3 separate regions of the Homo sapiens genome follow, and regions 1 and 3 are each linked to region 2. A link is a loop called in an ENCODE intact Hi-C map of the cell type or tissue named here. Cell type or tissue: heart right ventricle. All regions are shown on one strand.

Region 1 (5,000 bases), 65 kb before region 2:
CTATGATTTTCAGGTGATCATCAATATAACCATCCGATTTTGAGCAGTGTTACCCAGATCCCGCCACATGGTGAGAGATGATTGAGAGCACTCTGCATTTCCTCCTTATTTCGAGTGGCACCATTCTAAGGATGGATGCCTATCAGGGCATCAAACACACGGTCATAAACTCACTGAAGCTAAGGAGGTCCAAGGAGCCACAGGCTCGCCCTCCTCCAGGGCCACAATGCTCTAATCTCACTTGTAGGCTATTTTCCCCTTGGTGTTTCTGTCTCCGATATCAGAATGATCTCTTGACATAAACAGAAAGGGGCTAGACCCATTTCTACTTGCCACCTGTATCACTTCTTACAGTCATAAATTCCATATGTCCACAGCAAGGAGTGGAACACCCTCCTTTGTTCAAAGCTATTTGTGATATCATTTACGAAAGACATGAGACTTGGTTAAACTTTATGATCCTCCCCAGGCTAATTAAGATTTGATAAAACTCAAAACTGATTTGGGCTTTAGCCTCTTGGCAGAAAAAAGAGGCTGAAAATTGTTGAGTGGAGGAGTGTTAGCATAGTGCCCAAGGGTTATAAAACTATGTTTCCCTCTTAGATTATAATATCCTCCCACCAGATCACAGCTGAACAGAGAAAATCTATTTTTGGCACCTGCTCAAGACTTGATAGAACATAAGACAGCCACATAAATTGCGAATTATCAGTCATTTTTGTCTCTTTGCTGTGAAAGAGTGAAAACATCATTAAAATTTTAGTGAGAGAGAAACTCAAAACAATGATAAATCCTACAGGCTACCTGGTAGAGAGACCTACCACTGTTATGTCAGATTATGGTGTGCCTCAGCACTGAAGTTGAGGGATATTATAATTAGGAGGAAGAGATTGGAATATTTTCATGTGCTATGCTCCAGGTGGAAATAAATGATGAAAGCAATAGTATAATCAGATTTGTCAGGTTGTGGGGTCTAAAAAGTTAGAACTGGGAGAAACTGGGGAGATCAGTGAAAAGAGGTTGATACCAGTGGTGATGTTGACAGTGGGAAAAGAAAGGACGGTTGAGATATGAAACCTTTTGAAGAAAGAATTGGAGAAAGTTCCTTACTAACTGAATGTGGCTGATGAGAGCCAATGATGACACTGATTAGAAAAATGAAGGGTTTTATTAACAAAATCTAAGGAATCAGGAAAACAGTCAGTATGTATGGGGGATGGAGTTGTCAGTGAGTTTGGATCTGGACACCTGGAGTTTGCAAGAAAAAAATATTCAACAGGCAGGAATGCAGACATGAAGTCTGGAGGAAGGTTAGAGCTGAAGATGTGAGTGAAGCTTTGGAGGCAGTAACAGAAGCCTCAGGAGTGGGGGCACTCTACACTGAAAGAGAAGTGCAGAAGGCAGAGGCAGGGAGCCTGGGGGATGCCCACAGTGATGAAGCAGCCTCAGGAAGAGCCAGAAAAGGCACGCAAGGAGAGCTCCCACTTGCTCAGTCACACTACCCAGCTCATTTTCCTGAGAAGGAGCCAACACAAGCAGACTCCTGAATACAACAGGAGGAGCCATTCTTCCCTCCTTCTCTTCCTGTCTTCTTTTTTCCAACTGGTGCAAGGAGATGGGGGTTGATGAGACCTGGTCCCTGCCCTTGAGCAGCTCACAATGTAGTGAGAGTAGAGTTTTCTCTGCATTGCTTTCTTGGATGTTCCCTTCTTTCCCAGGAGCTGGCAGAGTGACTATCAAGCGAGGAGGGGGCCTGAGTCTACTTAATTAGTGTTCCACAAAGAGCATTAATTGGATCCTTATTCTGGGCCAAGCACTATGAAGGATTCAAAAAAAATTGGAAAGCAAGGCCCTGCTGTCAAGGAGATTGCAATATTTGGAGATCCACAATCCCAACTCAAGTCAAATTATTAGAGATGTTAGATACTAAAGTGGGTGGAACTGACTAGAAGAGCAATACAGGCTTAAAGAACAGATATTGTCGTTGGCTAAAAAGATGGGACATTGGCACAGCAAAATGTCTTGAGTGAGGCGGGAATTTCATACAGAAGAGTAAAGGAGGCATTTCTATAGGAGGGAGAGTATCCCATGAAGGCAGAAGGCAAGGGAGAGCTGGCCTTGGCTCAGGGGTATGTCCTGTAACACAGTGGTGGAACAAGAGTATCCAGAAAGATTGCATTTGGAAGTGGGTGAGCTGAGTGATGCCTTGTTGAGAGTATAATGCCAACAGGCAGAAGGAGGTTCCTTCTTCTCCAGCATAGCCAAAGTGAAGAGACAAGTGCTGAGAGATGAGTGGCTATTACTCCCTCTGAGGAGCAGCACTCCCAAGTTCCTGCTCACTCCACTTCCTGGCATCTGTCCTGATGCATGCCAAGGAGGCTCTTTCTGTACAGCATGTTCTAATGGGGATGTAGAGCACCCTCCACCCCCTCACATATGTCCTGAGCTGGCATGAACACCAGCTCACTGGCTGAGCTTCCCTGGCTCAGTCCCCAGTGTTGGGGGTGACAATGAAGGCAGGAAGGGGTAGAAAAGTCAGGAGTCCCCGGTGCTTGGGGCTGCCCTTGGACAATGCCTAGGAGGGCTTCTCTGTCTCCCACCTCTCACACAGTCCACAGAATTCCTGCTTTCCACGTTTCCACACTCTTTTTGCCAAGAGGTGTGGCAGTCCTCCTGCACATTCGACCGAAGTTAGAGCCTGCCCCCTCTCAGAAATTCTTTGGCCTTGAGGTGTCCCAAACAAAAAGAGGATGGAGGAATGACACAGCGAGACTATAGCCTTCCAACTGCCTCACTTCTGGGAATGGTACCACCATTTCCCATGGCAGCCACTCATTGACTTGTTGTGGCTTCTCCTCCTCAAGTCTGTGAAGCACTGAGGCATGCTTGTCTTCTTCCCCAGGATCTCCAGCTCTTTCTGTCCCCTCATCCTCACTGCCTCCCTCACCGGCCCTGCATGCCCCCTCTCCAGATGTCATTCATCTGGCCCTGAGCCCAGCGCACACTGCACTGGGCTCCCATCAGCCATCCTCTCATCTCCCTTTCACCTTTTCTCCCACTTTTCCTTCCATTCTTTTCCCCAGCTCTGGCAATGAACAACACTCCTTTCCATCTCTTCAGATTCTTGCACCTCAATGCTCTATCTCAGGGGAAGGAAGGAGAAAGTGGGGATGATGTGCTATGCATTTTTGTCTAGATTCTTTCCTCCAGCAGCTTAGAGATGGCTAAGGGGGCTTCAGAGAAAGGAATTAGAGTAAGATAAAATAGCTCTGTGGCTCACTGTGGCTTGTCAGGTGCAGAGCTTGGAGAGGAGAAAGGGGCTACATGAGCTGTGGAAGGATGCCATGGACGGAGCATGGGTTGGGTCTCAGTGGAGCTGGGTCCTGGACTCAGTTCTTCTATGGGTACATAAATAACATAAGTCACTCCATGTCCTCCAACTCAAGATTTTTCTGAGCCTGAGAGCTAGGTTTGCCTAAAGCTATTAGGAAAAGGACAGCACTTTCACACAGAAGTAGATGATTTTTATGATGCCCCTCAGCTCCATCAGGCTTACGTTTTCAGCAGATAACCCAGAGATGTACTGAGAGAGAGAATTCGCTCCTCAGACTCAAGAGTCGAGTCTCCCATTCACAGAATGGTGAACTGTCTTGGTGGTGGCTAAAACAGCATCTGCCCCTAGGCTTATTGACAACTGGAACTGAGCATGAGGGAAACTGAGTCAATAGTATCACCTATGTCCAAGCACAGAGGTCCAGGAAAGGAGGATGGGGATTCGAATCAGGGGTGAGGCAGAAAGCACACCTGCCACAGACATGGTCCTCATTAATACAAAACACCCCTCCCTTTTCTTGCAGAGAAGCCACGGATGAACAACATCCTGACATCAGCCACCGAGCCCTATGACCTCTCCTTCTCCCGCTCGTTCCAGAACTTGGCCCACCTGCCCCCATCCTACGAGTCTGCAGTAAAGACCAACCCCAGCAAGTATTCATCTCTGAAGAGGCTAAGTAAGTTGAATTTCCCCCAAGTTGGGGTCTGTCTCTGGGGCTCCAAGATATCTTCCTATGTCACACTCTCTTGCTCCATACCCCATAGGACAGCTGTCAAATCCCAAGAATAAAGAAGGAGTTGCAGGATGAGAGAAGAGAATAGACAAGCTCTTTGCTTTTGTTCCTTATGGACTGAGCCCATTCTTTCCATACATAGAAAGAAGACCATGGAATCCTCAGATTCACATCCCTATAGGAGACGGCCTTCCAATTCATGCACCAGTTTAACTGCGGGAGAAAGCCTTCTCCCAGTCCCGCACGCAACTGCCTTCTTCAAACCATGGGCCTTCCTTGCTGTATACCCTATACTGGATAGAGGCTAGCAATGGCCAGAACTTTCTCTGAGACCTCTCCCAGAGGCCCACAAACCAGCTCCTTCTCCAACCCAGCCAACAGTGTCTTGAGGACCTGAGATCCTTCACCTCCCATGCATACACCCCATTTCACCAGTTCAATCCAGTTTATCCAGTGATGCCAGCTCTGCCTCTTGAGTCTGGGGAGACTCTGGGCATCAATGGGTTAAAGATACAAAAATGTCAAAAAATTTCCCTAAAGGACAGCTCTTCCTCCCTGGCTTTCTGGCCTTGGACCTTCTCCTCCCATTTTCCCAGGAGTCTCTTTTGATGACCACCCAACTGCAGTTGGAGCCTCAAGGGCTGAGCATTTGCTTGAAAGCTTCAGGGTAACCTACCCTGACAGAAGTGCAGCCCAAGTCCACATCAGCCACCTCCATGGTGAAACGTGGAGTCTCTAGCTAGAGACGGGACTATCATAACCTGAGGAATCATCCCGAGGTGATGAAATTTGGCTCAGGAGGAAGGATACCCATCAACGACCCCGCTGCACCAACTGAAGAGCAGACAGAATTCCCACACTTTTGCAGAGATCTAGAAGGCCATGTGTAGGAGGCCTCATTTCTGAAATTTGGGGCAATGCAGGTTTGTGTGT
Region 2 (5,000 bases):
GTCAGTCACCACAAGACGACTGGTTAAAGGCCCCTTTCTTTCCTTGGTTGTATTCAGAGGAGATGGTAAGAGATTTTCCTGGCTTTGAAAACCAGCAGAACCTTGCCATAACCCATCTATGTTATGTCTCTATGCTCTGTGACTTTTTTAAAAAAATTATACTTTAAGTTCTAGGGTACATGTGCACAACGTACAGCTTTGTTTCATATGTATACATGTGCTCACTCATAGGTGGGAATTGAACAATGGGTACACTTGGACACAGGGTGGGGAACATCACACATCTGTGACTTCTTTATAAGTGCTCAGCAAGATTCTTTATTAGTGAATATTCATCAGAGCCACCACCATTTATCAAACACCTGCATTGGTCCAAGCACTGTGCTAGTTGTTTATAAAGATTCCTATTGAACTACCTTCAGCCTTCACAAGGACCCTTTAAACTGATTACAGCTCTGCCTATTTTTGAGGCTCAGAGAGGTTACACGTGCCCAAAGTCATACAATTGCCAAGCGTCTCGGCCAGCATTTGAAGGAAAGTCTTTCTGATTCTAAAACTTGTATTGTCTCAGAGATAGCAGCAAAGTAATTGGCAAATATTTACTACCCACCAAGCACCAGATGGAGGCTGGGAGGGCCAGGGAAAAGTCCATTTAGAGGAATGTTACAAGACAGAACTCTTCAGATCATTATCCTAGTTGTTCAGGGCTCTCCAGTTTCCATATTTCCTCATAAGAGCTAGGAAGTTTTCTGGAACCAGCCTTCTCTCTGCTTGTTGTTTTGCAGGTCTTTTACTTCCCAGGGACTAGGGCTCCACCAGGTGGGTATTAGGCTCCAGATGGGAATGCTGACCATCTCCAATTCCTTCCAGCTCTAGCAGAGGCACAGGACATCCATGTGCACCTGATACCGCTCCAGCGCCACCTGGAAGCTCTGGAGAATGCAGAATTTCCGGAGGTGAAGCCCCAGCTGCGGCCCCTGCTCCACGTGGTCTGTCTGATTTGGGCCACATGCAAGTCCTACCGCTCCCCGGGAAGGCTGACTGTGCTGCTCCAGGAGATTTGCAACCTTCTCATCCAGCAGGTGGGCTGCCCTGGGATGCCCAGCAACTGCTCCCTGGGGGCTGGTTGGCATCTAGTCACAGGAGAGAAGAGACAAGTGTCCTTTTTTCTGGGCGAGGAAATAATTATGTTCCAAAGAGTTCTTACACTTGAATTACAGTATTTTACTCTCAGAAGCCAATAATTTACAAAGACATTTTCAGTAATATTAGAACACCTGAGCCATCCTGTCTTCCTTTCCCCTCTGCCTAAGAGGGGATAAGTAGGGGTGGTGAATTTCAACCTCCTTAATGACCTATGAAGAAGGACTGGTAATGAGTCAGCAGCAAAGCCTAAGCAGTAAAGAGTGCAGCCTCTGATGTCAGGTAGAGTCAGGCGATGCTGTACCAATCCCTGGCTTTGCCACTTGGCAGCCAGCATACCACTTCTGTGCCAGGACAAATCACTTCCTGTTCTGTGCCTCACTCTCCTCCTCTGTACAATGGTGAAAACAAGAAGCCATATCTCTTTTTGGGTTGCTGGGTGATTTGAGGCTTCCATGTGATAATGCATGTGCCCTGCACATGGTAAGAACCTGGTACCCATAAGCTATTGAGAAGCAGCTTCTTAGATTATGCACTTCATGCTCCTCCTTCTTAGGGACCCTTGTAGCACCAACCAGGGCAGCATAAACCTTGAGGAGTGTATCTTAAGAAAGAACTAGAGGGCCGGGCGCGGTGGCTCACGCCTGTAATCCCAGCATTTTGGGAGGCTGAGGCGGGCAGATCACGAGGTCAAGAGATCGAGACCATCCTGGCCAACATGGTGAAACCCCATCTCTACTAAAAATACAAAAATTAGCTGGGCGTGGTGGTGCACGCCTGTAGTCCCAGCTACTTGGGAGGCTGAGGCAGGAGAATCGCTTGAACCCGGGAGGCAGAAGTTGCAGTGAGCGAAGATTGTGCCACTGCACTCCAGCTTGGCGACAGAGCGAGACTCCATCTCAAAAAAAAAAAAAAGAACTAGAGGGCTTAAGGAGGTTTGGGTGATCTCTCCAAACCAGTTTCCTTTTCTTCTAAGGAGCTGTTCTCTGAGAAAATAACGAACAAGCTTAATAAGTAACTAAGAATAACTAACATTTTGCAGGCTGCAAAATACTGTTACATTCATGATTTCTATCAATCATCAAATAAACCCTGCAAGGTGGGCAGGGAAGGTCTTATTATTTATTATATTATTTAAAGATGTGGGCTACTGTTCAAGGAGGTTAACTGACTTGCCCAAAGACACCCAAACCAGGACCCCAACCCAGGCTGTTTGACTCCTCCTAGGCTAGTGCCTTTCCATTACTCCATGTTTATCAGCCAGAACTCTTTTGGTTGAAAGTGTAAGAAAACCGAAACCAAAAGTAGGAGCAAAAAAAGAAAACATATTGGCTCATGTACCTTGAAAGTCCAAGGTAAGGCTGGCTTCAGCCCCGACTTGCAATGTGGCCTTAGATGATGTCAGCCAGACCCAGGGACCCACCCTGTTGTGGTGAAGGTGGCTGTCGCTACAGCTCCAGCTTTTCAGTTTTCCAGGTGTAAGCCTCTTCGAGACAGAAAAATAATTATGGTCCAAATAATTCTTGCATTCAAATTACTTTACTACTGAAAGCCAATAAGTCACAAAAGAATACCTGGGAAAGGGCACCTGCTCCAGCCCCAGCTAGCCAACAAAGTCTCATTGTGTTTCCTTGTCCCTGGCTACTTGCCCATTCCTGAGCCAATCACTGTAGCTTCAGTGACTAAGACTATTTGGCCGAAACCCAGGTCGCAGTCCACATGTGGAATGGAAAGCGAGGTCAGATGTTTCCTCTATTATCCTCGTGAAAAATATTACTGGGGCAATGATTCAGTTCAGAGTTGGTGTTGCAAAGTTACAGGATGTCTGCACCTGCTCAGTGATACTAATCTGTTTGTATACCAGGCCTCTAATTATCTCAGCCCAGAAGACCTGCTGAGAAGTGAGGTAGAAGAAAGTCAGAGAAAACTGCAAGTGGTCTCAGACACTTTGAGCTTCTTCAAGCAAGAGTTTCAGGACAGAAGGGAGAATCTCCACACTTACTTCAAAGAGAACCAGGAAGTCAAGGAATGGGATTTCCAGTCTTCTTTGGTCTTTGTGCGATTGGATGGCTTCCTGGGACAACTGCACGTGGTGGAGGTGAGTGCGCACCTCACCTCAGGCTGCCAGCCCCAGACAGAAAGAAGCAGTCCAGGGGTCCAAAAAGTGGAATAGGAAAATGCACAACACAACCTCATAGCCAACCCTCCATCAGCTGGAATAATCCATAATAAAGGTTCAATTGGCCAGTCACAGTGGCTCATGCCTGTAATCCCACTAGCACTTTGGGAGGCAAAGGTGGGTGGATTGCTTGAGCCCAGGAGTTTAAAACCAGCCGGGCCAACATGGCAAAACGCCTTCTCTACAAAAAATACAACAACAACAAAATAGCCAGGTGTGGTGTGCACCTGTAGTCCCAGCTACTCGGGAGGCTGAGGTGGGAGGATGGCTTGAGCATAGGAGGCAGAGGTTGCAGTGAGTCGAAATTGTGCCACTGCACTCTAGCCTAGGCAACAGGAGCCAGACCTTGTCTCAAAAAAACAAACAAGGGCCAGGCATGCGGTGGCTCATGCCTGTAATCCCAGCATTTGGGGAGGCCAAGGCAGGTGGATCATGAGGTCAGGAGTTCGAGACCAGTCTGGTCAACATGGCGAAATCCTGTCTCTACTAAAAATACAAAAATTAGCCAGGTGTGGTGGCACACGCCTGTAATCCCAGCTACTCGGGAGGCCGAGGCAGAGAATTTCTTGAACTCGGAAGGCAGAGGTTTCAGTGAGCCACGATCACACCATTGCACTCCAGCATGGGTGACAGAACGAGACTCTGTCTCAAAAAAAAAAAAAAAAAAGAAGTTTTAATAAATAGTTGTCATTTGGATTGACCATCACATCACATAATAGTGGTTATAGTAGAAGTTTAGGAAATCCTGATCATAGACCCATTTAGGAAGAAGGCCCAAGGAATCAATGAACTAGTTCAATTGGTTTGCAGATTGCCCATAGCCTTTGAACTGGGTTTCAAATAAACTCTGCCTAGAAAGACTGACACTGAGCAAACCTTGGCTGGGCTATAACCATTCCCGCAAAGCTGGCTGCTTTGAACTTCTCCTCCTCCACTCCCCAATCTCCAAGGCAGCTCCCCAAAGTCCAAAACGAATGAGTCCCTGTGCAAAAGAAACATGACTTTTGCTCAAAGTTATGTCTTTCCCTCAATTATTTAAAAATAAATATGGATTTTAGGTGAAGTACTACGGTGAGAAGACATGATACTATTTCTTTGGATTGTTTCAATTCTCAAAACTTAATATGTTTAACAGGTCTCTCAACATTTTACAGCTATGTGTTTGCTGATTGGACTTGGAAGGGAGGGTAATGGGCCTAATAAAATGAAATACAGACTTAAACGGATTTGAGAAATTCAGGGTTGAGTTTAAGATTAAGACAAGAGGCCGGGCACGGTGGCTCTCCCCTGTAATCCCAGCCCTTTGGGAGGCTGAGGCAGGCGAATCACAAGTTCAGGAGTTCATGATCAGCCTGGCCAACATGGTGAAATCCCGCCTCTACTAAAAAGACAAAAATTAGCCGGGTGTGGTGGCGGGCGCCTGTAGTCCCAGCTACTCGGGAGGCTGAGGCAGGAGAATCGTTTGAACTCGGGAGGTAGAGGTTGCAGTGAGCCAAGATCGCGCCATTGCACTCCAGCCTGGGAGACAGGGCGAGACTCCATCTCAAAAAAAAAAAAAAAAAAAAAGACAAGAGCCAGAGGGACAGGGAAGGAACAAGAATCATATTCCCAGCTGTCATGAGCAGGTTTGGAGGAAAGAGAGCTATGCTGGGAGGAAGCCATGATGAACAGAGCAAAC
Region 3 (5,000 bases), 54 kb before region 2:
AAAATGAGGGGCTTTGACTAGATGAGCTCTGAAGTTTCATCCAGCTCTTACACTGTAGGGCTTTCATTCCCTGCCAGCACCTGCTCTCCCCGTTCCTCCCCACCTCCACTGAGCTGCACACATCCCACAATGCCTGCCCCACAGCGATGTCCTCAGATGTCCTGGACAGCCACCGCACTCCTCACTAGAGCCTGGGGTGGGCCTGATGGGCTCGGCCACCCAGGGATGCCCTCGTACCTGAAGTTTAAGGGCCTAACCATTCAATAGGTCACCAACTGTGTGCCATGGAAGCCCTCTTGTAAAGACACACCTAAACCATCCTAAGTGACTGTGGAATTCTGGGGAATTCTGAGTTTGGAGTTTCCATTTGGATACGGTCCTTATAGCTGGAGGGAGGCGGTTCCAATTTCAGAGAGGGAGCTGGCTGGAGAGAAAGGTCTGGAGGTTGGCCCATAAGGGCATGAAGTTTGTACTTGAGGGCAGCTGGGAAATTCATTTCAAGCTGCAGAGGAACGTGTTCACAGGCTGTTGTGTGGCAATGAATGTCATGATAACCCACTCTGGAATATGTGTCCTGAAGACCAAGTCTGGACACTGAGGCTCCATTCCAACTGGAGGAGGAGGCATCTCCATCTGGGCTGCTAGGAAGGGGCACTCATCCCATCCTAGTACCTTTGTAGCCCTTCGTCATGACACTACCGTCCTCCCGGTGAAGGCTTGTGAAGCAAGAATGGAGAGTCCAAGTTTGTGATATTCAAACCCATCTTGTAAATCAGCAAACACATTAACCTTCCATCAGTCAGAGAAATAATGTTGTGGCTGTGTGTTTCCTTAATGCTCTCCCTCCTGAGGGAGGAGAAGACCCTGCTCAACTTTGCTGCCCACCCTGCAGTGACCCCTGAATGCCACACCATGGGAGGACTCATTCATTGGCTTTGTAGTGGCAAATATTCCTCTAGTTCTATAACTCAACTAGACATTTTGTAGTAAAGAATTCTTGAAATTCTCTAATAAAAAGCAATTCTTACTGTAATATTTTTAGTTTGGGGACACAATTTCCTAAGGGGGGATTAATGAACATTTTTATGCATTAGCCCAATTTATGAATTCCATGTTTATTATATGGTAGTACTGATGAAAAGTACCTTTCTATCTGTATCTTTGCAGTTTCTTCGTTACTCATATGTAAGCCTCATGGTAAGCAGTGCTCTAGTAACTGCTTCTCTGTACAAATCTCATCGTTCTACTTACCTGTCAAAGCACATTCTACATGTACTGTAAACAGATACACTTTAGTAAGATTTAGTCTTAAGGATTTTTCCACTTTTGTCAGTAACAGATATTTATGGATTAAAAAATAAAGCCGTTTCAACATAACGTGTGTCTCTTTAAGTAGCCACATGCTGACTTTTACAGAGTCAAAACCAAAAGTAATTAAAAAGCAAGAAAGAATGTAGAAGGTCATTGGAGTTGGGGGCAGAAACAAAGATTAACTGCAAATAGGAGCTAGAGAACTTTGAGGGTGAAAAGAGTGTTTTAAAACTGGATTGTGCTGATGGTTGTACAACTGCATAAATTTACTAAAAATCACAAAAGTTTATACTTGCAATGGGTGACTGTTATGATATACCAATTAAACCACAATAATGCTTTCTACAATGGGTACTATGAGGAATGTGGGAAGACAAGCCTAGGACAAGTGTCAATGGACAAGGTATACTAATTCAAAGTAGAATTACTAGGTTGGTGCAAAAGTAATTGAGGTTTTTGCCATTAAAAGTTGAAATGGCTTTATTTTATAATTAAAAGTTTTTGCCATTAAAAGTAAAGGCAGAAACTTCAATTACTTTTGCACCGACCTAACAGAAGTTCTGCCTCCTTATCCATCCTCATTTAGCCCAGAACTATTTAATATTCTTGGACATTAGGTCTTAGTCTGGTCTTTGAGTTAGTTCTTGTAGTTACCATGGATAATTGGAGGACAGCCAGTTAAGTATCCAGGCCGTTTAACCCAGAGAATCAAATTGCACCATGAAAATTGATTTAGATTTGGAGTTTTGTTCAAGACTCTCTTTTTCTGGACATGTTTTTAATATTATTTCTTTGGCACATGTTCACTTTTGCTGTTAAAGTCATCTGTTTTCTGTTTCTGAATTTTCACCAGAACCTCAATACCAGTGGGCTCAGGTTCAGCAAACAAAGTTTTGCCAAATGGGACAGTTGTCTAAACACCCAACGTCAGCACCTCCACAGTTCCTAGAATCCACAGTCAGTCACACTCTCTTAGCAACTCCCCAACTCCCTTGTAAATAAAACTCTTCTCATTGAAGGCATTGGACTTATTTCCAAAAATCCTCTCATTTTCTCCTGTCATTGGCATTCATTACTTAGGACAAAGTTACAAACCTGTTTATTATTGTACATTATAACCCATAACCACACATACTCTGAAATGTATTTACTCATTACAACAATCACTATAGCAGTGCAATTACATCTAAGTTATAGTGTCTCTAACCTATTATGACTCATAGCTAGTACACACACACACACACACACATACATATATGACAAGTACAGGAAAGCTTCATTAATCTATATCCATTATTGGAAAGAACCCTCATCCTCCCCCCAAAAAAAACCCAAATTCTGAATTGGGGAATTTTTTTTAGCGAAGTGTAATTTAATTATAATGCTTAAACATACATATAATGACTAAATTAGACTAAAACATGTTCCCTAATAGAAACTCTCAGGAAATATTCCTTATTGAATATGTAAGAATAATATGTGACTAAAATTAAAACGGTCAAGAGGTATGGGTCAGAGAGCTCTCAATATGCTTAATGGTGCTTCTAAAATACTTTAAAAGACTATTTTCTTAAATAGGCTAAATATCTCCCTTTAAATATTCTTAACTTTAACAATTTGTTCAACTTTTTCTCTTTGGTCCTCAAAGGTAAACCTCCATTCAGACCCTGACCACAGCTGTCACTAATTCCAAATTCGTGAGATCTGAATAAATGAGGTTTTAATACACCATCATTAACAAGTCAAGGCCAACAAAAAACTCATGTTGGAAGCTGAGACTCTGGGAGTTTTGGACAGCTTTCCGCCTGCAGTGTCACTTTGAACACTAATTTTCTTCTTTCTCCTCTCTGGTTTAGCATGAGAATGAAGCTCAAAACTTCTAGGGAGTAGCAAGAAAGATTTCCTTCAAGGATCTAAGAAGACCTCGGACACTCACTATTTAGGCTACAAATGTTAGGAATGGAAAACCGAGAAAGGGTTTGGGAGCAGAGGCTGGAAAAGGGGTGCCTTGAAAGTACCAGAATAAGGGAATCAATGACTTTTATGTGCTGGATGTGTTGACCAATGTCATCTCTGGGCCTTGGTTTTCTCATCTGTAACCATCGGAGAATTTGATAGACTCAAGATCCTTCCAGTGTCTGATATTTTATCACTTAATTATCACAAAACAATACTCACATTGTATCTGGGCTTCTAGGTAGCTGAAAGGGCTTGTGAAACACCCATCCTGCTGTCTTCCTCAGCCCTGTCCATCTTAACTTTCCCATCCCTATCAAAACAGGATGCCGTTGAAGAGTACTGGACTGGAAGTGAGGAGACCTTGTTTCTTGTACTGGCTCTGCCAAAATTTTGTTATGTGATCTAGAAAAACTTATTTCTCCTCTTCAAATCTCAACATTATCATTTAAAACAAAATGAGTAGTCCAGACGAGGCAGTCTTTAAAATGCGTCTCAGCTTCTTTAGTCTTGGCTTTGGTGACTTTGCCAAGACTTGACAAGGAATTGGGGAGCTTAGCTGGTGTGGATCATGGCAGAAGGGTAGAGTGGATGTGGAGAAGGAGAAAACCCTTAGCTGGAGCCATCACGTATGAGGTAGTATCTTCCCAGTTGTCAGCATGGTCTACCCTTGTGTCAACAAATCGCTATAGAGGAAGCAAAAATATTGAATGAGAGGAAAAACAAGGTCCTCAGAAAACTGTCTCTTTTGTTTGACTTTTTTGTGATTTCCCAAAATCTACAAACTGCCTTTCAAAGAAATTTCAAATAATACATTTTCACAGAAAGTTCTCAGCAGTTCATTATTTTACAGTGTTTTGCCATTAGAAATAGAGCTCATATGTGTGTGCAGGACCAGCACTCTCTCCACAAAGAAGAGAGAATTTTTTTTTTTTTTTTGCCTCCAGCCTCTATCCAAGTTCTGGAGATGTGTGGCAAAGGTAGAATACTAAGGCTTTTGCCCTTATTCCCAAGTGTGTGTACCTTAATGCTTCTTTCCTGGAGCATTTAGAAGAGCTACTCTTACTGTTTCACCACGGCAATCATGGAGAAGATCTCCTCTGCTACATAAGGCAGGGGGTCCGTACATTGTCTTTATTTTAGACTTAGAGAAAACTAAAAACTGTCATCTAATCCAGTGCTACTCAAAGTGCGGTCGCTAGAGGAGAAACATCAGCATTTCCTGGGAGCTCATTGCAATGCAGATTCCCAGTGCCCACCCCAGACTTTCCTAATCAGAATCTCTGGGGGTAGGGCCCTGGAATTTGCATTTTAACAAGATCTTTAGGTGACTCTATGCACATTAATGCTTGAGAAGCATACCATTTTGCCTTTTTTTTTTTCCAGTTTTGAAATTTTATAACCCCATGACAAAAATAAAGACTTGGATCTCTGGGGATCAGAGTAGCCTTGGTCTATGTAGCCTGACGATTTTAGGCAACCAGCTTCAGTGACAAGATTAGAACAAAAATGGGTGTACAGAGGATTAAGCATTTAGGAAATGAGGAGAAAGCTGAGGTAGGGTGTATAAACTCAAAAAGTTTAATAGAAGGCCGGGCGCGGGTGGCTCACGCCTGTAATCCCAGCACTTTAGGAGGCCGAGGCGGGCGGATCATGAGGTCATGAGATGGAGACCATCCTGGCCAACATGATGAAACCCCATCTCTAATAAAAATACAAAAATTAGCCGGGTG

What was found. Peaks named below come from ENCODE experiments on the same cell type or tissue, not always from the same donor. Only the 100,000 strongest peaks of a DNase experiment are listed, where the experiment ranks them.
Region 1: a loop joins it to region 2, with 3 times the contacts of the local background. A loop is called at or near these places in 3 of 110 quality-filtered maps.
Region 3: it touches region 2 in a loop (6-fold over the local background); 5 of 110 quality-filtered maps call a loop at or near these places.

What each region holds. Positions count from the first base shown.
Region 1 is chr17:11,551,883-11,556,882 of GRCh38, forward strand. It overlaps SHISA6 (shisa family member 6), which reads left to right. Exons shown (of 6, transcript NM_207386.4): 4 at 14-70; 5 at 3,858-4,010. Among named protein-coding and RNA genes, the nearest start is that of DNAH9, 44 kb to the right of the region's middle. In heart right ventricle, no CTCF peak of the experiment used is centred here; no DNase peak of the experiment used is centred here.
Region 2 is chr17:11,616,541-11,621,540 of GRCh38, forward strand. It overlaps DNAH9 (dynein axonemal heavy chain 9), which reads left to right. Exons shown (of 69, transcript NM_001372.4): 5 at 871-1,082; 6 at 3,008-3,241. Among named protein-coding and RNA genes, the nearest start is that of DNAH9, 21 kb to the left of the region's middle. In heart right ventricle, no CTCF peak of the experiment used is centred here; a DNase peak (open chromatin) is centred at 2,808; H3K27me3 peaks cover 295 bases.
Region 3 is chr17:11,562,687-11,567,686 of GRCh38, forward strand. It overlaps SHISA6 (shisa family member 6), which reads left to right. Exons shown (of 6, transcript NM_207386.4): 6 at 1-1,377. Among named protein-coding and RNA genes, the nearest start is that of DNAH9, 33 kb to the right of the region's middle. In heart right ventricle, no CTCF peak of the experiment used is centred here; no DNase peak of the experiment used is centred here.